2 separate regions of the Homo sapiens genome follow, and region 2 is linked to region 1. A link is a contact called in ENCODE Hi-C data. All regions are on one chromosome and are shown on one strand. Each heading gives the region's core, a stretch centred on a gene start or an enhancer-like site at or near the end of the contact. The rest is flanking DNA. Distances are from core to core; before and after follow the strand shown.

Region 1 (4,075 bases), core at 1,299-3,798:
AGTCTAAGATCTCTGAGCACAAAAACTACACTGTAACTTGACATTTCTTTCTCTCTTCCTTAGATAGACATACATAGGCAGTCACCCAACTCCCAGTCTTACGTCCTTTCCACTGTCTCACTGAGGCTATAAAAAGTGATTTCAAAACAAAGGATGGCACATGATTTATCATTTTGCTTATACACAGCTGGCTCCCTTTCCACCTGCAGGTGCCCCAAGTCTTTACTCCTCCCCTTCAGAGCACTATCCAAACACACCCTACCTATCATCAAAAGACCTAAGCTGCTTGAGACAATACAAGCCATCAGGAGTGAATTCCTTCACCAGTCCTCCTCTGTCACTTAGAAATATACTTTTATCTTCATCCTAACTTCAGTCCTTCCTGTCTCAGTGTGTCCCTGTGCTTTTCCCCAATTTCTCTACTATCTCCTTGATCTCATCCTCTCTTTAACGTTCAAGCTCTCACTCTAGTTAATTTGTTCCTTTCTCTTATCTTCAGTCTCTCCCTAGACTCTTTCCCCTCAAGCAACAAGCATGTTCATTTCTCCAATCATTTACTCCTATTTATTGAATTTACTATGTGCCAGGAACTGTTCTGTATACTAGGGTTACAGAAATTATCTCTGCCCCCACGGAGCTTATATTCCAGTGAGTGAGACTGAAAATAAACAAGAAATAATTGACAATTATGGCTTCTGAAAAAGATAAGCTGTATGAAGAAAATAAAAAGTGATTCAACTGAGGTGGAATTGCAGAGGAGAGAATGAGTGGTTGTTTTGAGGTCCTCACCAGGGAGGTTAACACTTAAGAAGAATTGTGTGAAAGCGAGGGGCAAAGCAATTTAAAAGAAAGAAAACAAAAAATGCAAACACCTGGGAGAACCACCTTGGTGTGTATTACGAAGAGATAAAAAAGACCTGTGACTGGAATGTAATAAGCCTGGCGGGGACAGTGGCACATAAATGAAACCTGAGTGGCAGGCAGGGACCAGATTTTATAGACCCATAGGGAAGGAGGGTGGATTTTATTCTACCTGCAACAGGAAGCCACTGGACAATCTTAAACAAGGAATGATGTGATCTGATCATACTGAAACCTCAAACATACAAAAATACTATTATCTTTTAGATTAACAAAGTGTTTTCCACAGTTAGAAATTACTGCTCTCTCTAACCTGTTAAAGCAAGAAAAATTCAATTTTAAAATACTGCCTCAACATCTGTATTTAATGCTGTATCAAATATACATTTGCTTTAAAGTTAAAATTAGAGGATACAGAATAAGTGTGGCTAACAAACTCAACAAACCACATTTACCTGTTGATTTCATCTAATGAGGTAAGTTTAGAAAGCACAATCGTCATTCTACCCCTTCCAGATGCTGAACTTCTAATCCAAAAATCAGACTCACCTCGACAAGCTTCTTCAAAATCTTGGGTAATGTCCACCCAGTTTGTATTGCTTTTCTCCATTTTTTCTGGCATACTGAGCTCCCATCCTGAATCGTCATCATCTACAGAAGCTTTCATAACCATTATGCCTGTAAAATTAATACTGATGTAAGAGAGAGGATGTAGCTTTCAGGGCAAGAGTATTTGCAGAAATGGGTGTTTGTTTCAGCATAGGATGAAGTCTTAACTAAACTCTTTAAAGCAGAACTCTTCTGAGTCTAAGGACAGTACTGCAAAGAATAACCTTAATGCAATCAAATCGCACGTCAATTAACACTCCTGCTGCTTACTATTAGCCCACCACCTACCAGGGCCCATAAACATTTTGCCTTCCTACTGTTTAAGAAGAAAAATCACAAACCATCTCACCTCTGGCCCGAAAAGAACAACTCCAGAGCTTCCAACTTTCAATAATAGCCACAAAAGACCAAGGCACTATTCAGGGTCCCCTCTCGCAGCCCAGGACCCCATGCGGCAGCTACCGAAGTCAATCAAGGTAGCCCTTCATCTGGCCAGAGCTCGCTGGGACCTCTCCCGGGCCAGAGCCGGCCCGGACCCAGGCAGAACCTCGCCGGGAGCAATGAGGAGCCGGCAGGCACCGCAGGGTCCCGCCGGCCGGGCCTAGGGCCGAGGCACACCTGAGGCGGGCACACGCTTCCCTTCCGCCCTGCCCGGGTCAGCCCAGCCCAGCCCCGGTCCCACTGGGCGCATAAGCAAGGACAGAGCTGTCGCCGCGCGGGAGGGCGGGCACGTCCGGCGCCGGGTCGTCGCCTCGGCAACACCGGGCAAGAGTGGGGCCTCGGCCGACAGCGGGCACTGGGGAGCCCGCCGCTCCTACCTGACGCGCAGCGGGAGGGCCGGGGCCGCAGGGTGACCTGGGGTCCCCAGGATCTGCCACACGCGCGGGGGGCTGCGGCTCTCGGACACACGAGCGAGAGGGTTTCAATGGCTACGCAGGGGCGGTCCCTACCTACTTCTCCCGTGGTCACCCGCGCCGCCACGCACTGTCCGGACCACGGAAATAACGACGCCGCCTCGGCCGCCGCCGCCCCCTCCCCTCTCAGCCCAGCCCGACCGGCAGCGTGCACGCATGCGTATGCCCGGGACGCGCGACCCCGCCCCCTCTCCCTTACTCCCGGGGACTTCGCGCTCCCCGGCCACACCCCCTCCCTCGCCACCGCCTCCGTTCGGCCGATGGCGGCCGCCTTCTCTTCTCGCGAGATTAGAGACGATCGCGAGACCGGAAGTTATCTTTTTTCACCCTCTGTCGGAGTCCTGGGTAGTGGGCGGTTCCCGGAAAGAGGCGGAGCCCGGAGTCTCAGAGCCCGCCCCGTCTGCGCTGCCCTCTGGGAATTTCTTAGAAAGGTGACGCGAAGGCGGAAGGAAACCGTGGAGGTTTGCGTAGACCTTAGTGGTTGCGAGCACGAACGAGCAGCCAAGCTCCGAGAGCAACAGCGTGCTACTGCTGCCTGACAACGGATTTATGTTTCCTATACAGCGCCTGGGAGTTTCGTGAGGAAACATAGATTCAAAATATCTGCAAAGTCAAGCCAGACATTTAATTTCAGATTCTTATATGTTTTAGATTTTTTTAATTTATTAATAAAATGATCAGTTTTTAAATGGGGTTACATAAATAGACGGGCGCAGGTAAGAAGCACATCTTTATCACCACCTGTTCTTTAGGATGGCCCAAAATTAAAAGATGGAAAAGATAATACCAAATGTTGGCAAGGATGCAGAGCAACTGGACCTCTGTTATGTTGGTGGTGGTAATGCAAAATGGTACAACCACTTTGGAAAACTTAACAATCTCTCCTTATAATCATATACTTATCATTCGATCCAGTAATCTACGAATTTACTTAGGAACAAAAACATATTCATACAAAGGCTTGTACGTTAATGTTCATACCAGCTTTGTTTTGCTTTGTTTTTGTTTTTGTTTGAGACAGAGTGTCACTCTTGTCGCCCCTGCTAGAGTGCAGTGACCTGATCTCGGCTCATTGCAACCTCTGCCTTTCAGGTTCAAGCAATTCTCGTGCCTCAGTCTCCCGAGTAGCTGGGATTACAGGCGCCTGCCCCCACACCAGGCTGTTTTTTGTATTTTTAGTAGAGATGGGGTTTCACCATGTTGGTCAGGCTGATCTCAAACTCCTGACCTCGTGATCTGCCCACCTCAGCCTCCCAGAGTGCTGGGATTACAGGTATGAGCCACCGTGCCTGGCCCAGCTTTGTTTTTAATCATCAAAAACTACAGACAACCCAAATGTCCATCAACTGTTGAATAAAAACAATTTGTGGCATATCCATACAATGTAATGAATGTAATTATCAATAAACAGGGATAAACTACTTGACATACAACATGAATGAATTTCAAAAATATATTGAGTAAAAGAAATCAGGCTGAGCTTGGTAGCTGGTAGCTCATGCGTGTAATCCCAACACTTTGGGAGGCTGGCAGTGGAGAGGTCGGGTTGGAGACTAGCCTGACCAATATGGTGAAATCCTGTCTCTACTAAAAATACAAAAAAATTAGCCAGGCATGGTGGCGTGCGCCTGTAATCCCAGCCACTTGGGAGGCTGAGACAGGGGAATCCCTTGAACTCAGGAGGCAGAGGT
Region 2 (3,673 bases), core at 750-3,249, 2.1 Mb after region 1:
TTCTGCGTTACCCTATTCTCCTCCCATTTTCTGCTCCATCCCCTTTCTTTGCTGGCTTGGCTCACCTAGATCAGAGCTTCTCAAACTTTTTGATGTGACACAAATCTCTTCGGGTTCTTGTTAAGTTGAAGATGCTGGTTCAGCAGGTCTGGGGTGGAGCCTGAGATTCTGAGTTTCTAACTAACATCCTCATGTCAGTGCTGCTGGGCCACTGACCACGTTTTGAGTAGCGAGACTCTAAAGAGGGTGTTTTCCAAGATTCTGACCTTTGTTTTCTTCTTTTATCTCACAGCAATATCACTCCTAGGCTGATTATTTATGAGTCTATTTTCTAGTTCAGTCCTCTTTCCCATATTACAAAACCTTTATTTCTAACTTATTAGTGTCCATGTCTCTCTGGCTGTCTTGACAACCCTTTGAATTCTTAAAATGTCCAAATCTAAACTGATCTCTCAAGAAGTAGCTCCCTCTCCTTTGTAATTGTCTCTTTTCTCTCTTGCAATTATCTACAAACTCAAAACCTCCACTTTCTTTGATTTCTCTCTTCCTACCCACAATTAATCAATCAGTTGCCAAATTCTATAGATACTGCATGCACATCATCTCTCAACTATGCTCTTTTAAATTCCCCTAGCTGTCCCTTTAGGTCAGACTCATCATTTTTACCTGGCCTACAGTAGATCTGTCCGTTTTTCCACCTCTGATTTCTGCTTCCCCTCACAGATAAATCACTAGCACAAAGAAAAAAAAAAACCTTCCTTTTCTTCCCCCAAACTTCTGAACCATAAAAACTCAAAATACTGAATTAAATATAAATTCATCCATTTGGTATCTTAGGCCCCATACTCCTTTGTCTTTTCTACCTCTCAACATACCCTGGAGTCTTTGCTCTTTCCCCAACACAACTTTCACTGATTCGCCTTCATATATATTCTCATGCTATCCCTGCTTGCTGTAAAACTCTCCCTGTCTCCTTCAAGGTCAATCCCAAATGCCTACTCCTTCATGCTGCCTTTCTTTCCTTATCCCCAAGACAGATATACACGGTTCTTTGATTCCCGGCAGTACTCTGCCACTTTTCACGTGGCACCTATCATGGTTTGTCTTTTATTGTCTGTTTTATCTTTGTTTTATTCCTTACTTCTTTGAAGGCAAAGGTATCTTCAACTCCCCTCTAACTCTGAAGCATCTTACCTGTGGGGCGTCTAATATTAGTTGAATCATGGGGATTTATGGAGATAATGTGATGCGCTGGTAAGCTAACAGAATTGGAAGCCAGTACAGCTGGGTGCCGGCTCTGCCGTTTATTAGCTGTGAGGTTTTGGGTAAGTCACTTAACTTCGCCTGTAAAATTAGTCCACTACGACCTGATGGAGAACCAAGGGAGATAACGTTAAAGCGCCCTGCAACTCTACAGGGAACTGAGCAATGTTAGTTATTTTCCTTACAGAGATCTGATGCACTCTTGCTACTGGAATCTTGACTTGCAGGACCATCCCTACTTCATTGCCTGGAGGTCGAACCCCAAGTTGCAGGGAACCCAAGCTACCAGGTCCCACTGCCCTTTTCCACTCCAGGGCCCTCTAACCGCTCTCCGCGTCGCAGGTGATCCTGCCTTGCTGCGGGGGAGTGGCCTAGAGTCTCACTCCCTCGGGAGGCCTCCCTCCTTCCACCCGCTTGAGGAGAGCCCTTCTCTTCCCTGTGACCCCGAAGACCGTGGCGCCGCCGCCTACGTGAGGCGTTTGGACCCTGCCCGGCCCCCGTAGCTCCCCTTCTCCAGCAGGTGGTTCTGGTCCTCTCCCCCAACTCGGGCGCTCACGTCACCGGCGAACCTCTAACCAGCGCCAGCGCCGCTACCAACCGCGAAAATAAACAAACCCCCGCGCTCGGCGGACGCGCCAGGCCCCGCCCCCGCCCCCGCCCCCGCCCCGAGGCTCTCACGCCGCCTCCTCCGCCCGGGCTTCCCTCCACCCTCCGCCCGCCCGCCTGCTCTCAGCCGCGCTCTCCCCGCCCCTCACCGCAGCCTGCAGCCGCGCTCACCTCCGCGGTCCGCCCCGGCGCCCCGGGACCCGTTAGTGCCCAGCCTGTGGGCCGACCGCGACCCCCGCCCGGCGCGAGCCTGCCCCCAGCTCTGCCGACACTTGACCCAGACCAGTCCCAACGCCCAGTGCGGCCGCCCGGGGAGCCGCGGGAGAGGCGGCGGCGGGGGGAGGAGGGAGAGGAGGGCCGAGCCGGCGGCACGGGAGGCCCGGTGAGTACGCGGAGGCGGGCCCGCCTCGCGGGTGTCCGCTCCGGCACCCCGGAGGCGTAGGCAGCGGCTCGACAGCGCTCCCCTCGGCGCCCCGGCCTCGGGTGGCGGGGACTCGGCCTGAGGCGACGGGCCCCACTGACCGGAGCCGCTGGGCAGAGGGCACGGGAGGGCCGCGGCCCGACGCTCGGCGCAAGGCTCGGGGCGGCGGGGAGGGACTCGCACCCGACTCCCAGGCCGGCGACCGCTGAGCCTCCCGAGACCCCGTGGGGGCCGCTCGAGTGACAGGTGCCACCGTCCCCTCCCCGCCGCTGGCGCCCGCGCTCCCTCCCGGGGAGCCGGGCGCTCGGAAATTTCTGGAGCAACGACCTGACTCGTTTTCTCCCTTTCAGGTTTTGAAGCCGCTTCTCTGCCCGAGTTAGGTTTCGCCCAGCGCAATTTCTTTCTCTATGTACTTTGCGAATAAGTTTCGGAGCATCGGTTAACAGCCTATGGGTGAAATTTGGCTTTCATTCATGAATGAGGTATAGTGAATTACTTTTTGAATATAGTGCTCCTCCTCCTCCCCCGCCAGCTATTGAAAAGTGATTTTTTTTTCTGTTATTGTTTGGAACAGCCTTACCGAATTTTTGTCAGATCTCTAGCATTAAGGTGCTTCATAAATATTGAACAGTAACGACAAAAATAGTTTATCAAATTGGCTGATTGCCTTTTCTCTTCCTCCTCTTTTTCACTCTTTACCTTCGCCAGATTTTTCAGAGTAGATGCAAGTGCTTTCATTAGAAGAACTAATGAAAGATCGTCTGTCTTACACTAAAAAGCCGGAGACACTTTTCTTCACCATTTAGCATTGTCTGTTGTGTAGTAAATGTGCTTGGGATTGTAACTGGAATCATTTAATAAATGTGACTTGTAGCTATAAAAATATTTGAGAAGCTTTTTGGCAAATTAAAATATTAAAAATCTTCATAGAAGTCTAGATTTCTTTTCTCAACAGATTTATAACACTATAGTAGCTTCAATTCTGGAGTAAGAGCAAAACCCAGAAGTTGACCAAAAGAACCTTGTGTGAAAATAGATGTATTTTACTCGTGGGAGAATCCCTCAGGTCCTCACTGAGTACCTGCTTGTATTTTTTGTTTAACTTTCTTGGCCTGCAGAAAGTGGGAGCTGCAGATTGGAGAGGGATCTCAGTACTTAACTATGAGAAAAAAATGGAGTTTGGGGCATACCCATTGGGTTTACATCACTTACAGTAAGTGTGTTTGGAGCAGAGTTTTAGTATGCACTTCACACTTGCTGATTGTGAACCCTATTTTTTTTTTTTCTTGAGGCGGAATTTTGCTCTTGTTGCCCAGGCTGGAGTGTAATGGCGCGATCTCGGCTCACAGCACCTTCTGCCTTCCAGGTTCAAGCAGCTCTCCT

The links. A loop is a pair of places that touch in the nucleus more often than their neighbours do. Pooled maps may share reads with other maps.
Region 2: a loop to region 1 is called in a map of B cell, with 8 times the contacts of the local background. The contact joins the promoter of GKAP1 here to the promoter of NAA35 in region 1. A Hi-C loop is called at or near these places in 3 of 168 maps with a recorded cell type or tissue (B cell, CD4-positive, alpha-beta memory T cell and naive thymus-derived CD4-positive, alpha-beta T cell) and 9 of 50 pooled maps.

The regions. Positions count from the first base shown.
Region 1 is chr9:85,939,619-85,943,693 of GRCh38, reverse strand. NAA35 (N-alpha-acetyltransferase 35, NatC auxiliary subunit) reads right to left here and starts at 2,548. Exons shown (of 23, transcript NM_024635.4): 1 at 2,421-2,548; 2 at 1,411-1,539. The coding sequence starts at 1,534. RefSeq lists a silencer at 1,965-2,644.
Region 2 is chr9:83,816,095-83,819,767 of GRCh38, reverse strand. It overlaps GKAP1 (G kinase anchoring protein 1), which reads left to right and starts at 1,999. Exons shown (of 13, transcript NM_025211.4): 1 at 1,999-2,251; 2 at 2,641-2,772. LOC101927552 (a long non-coding RNA gene) reads right to left here and starts at 2,102. Exons shown (of 6, transcript XR_001746793.2): 1 at 2,041-2,102; 2 at 1-1,367. RefSeq lists a silencer at 1,805-2,624.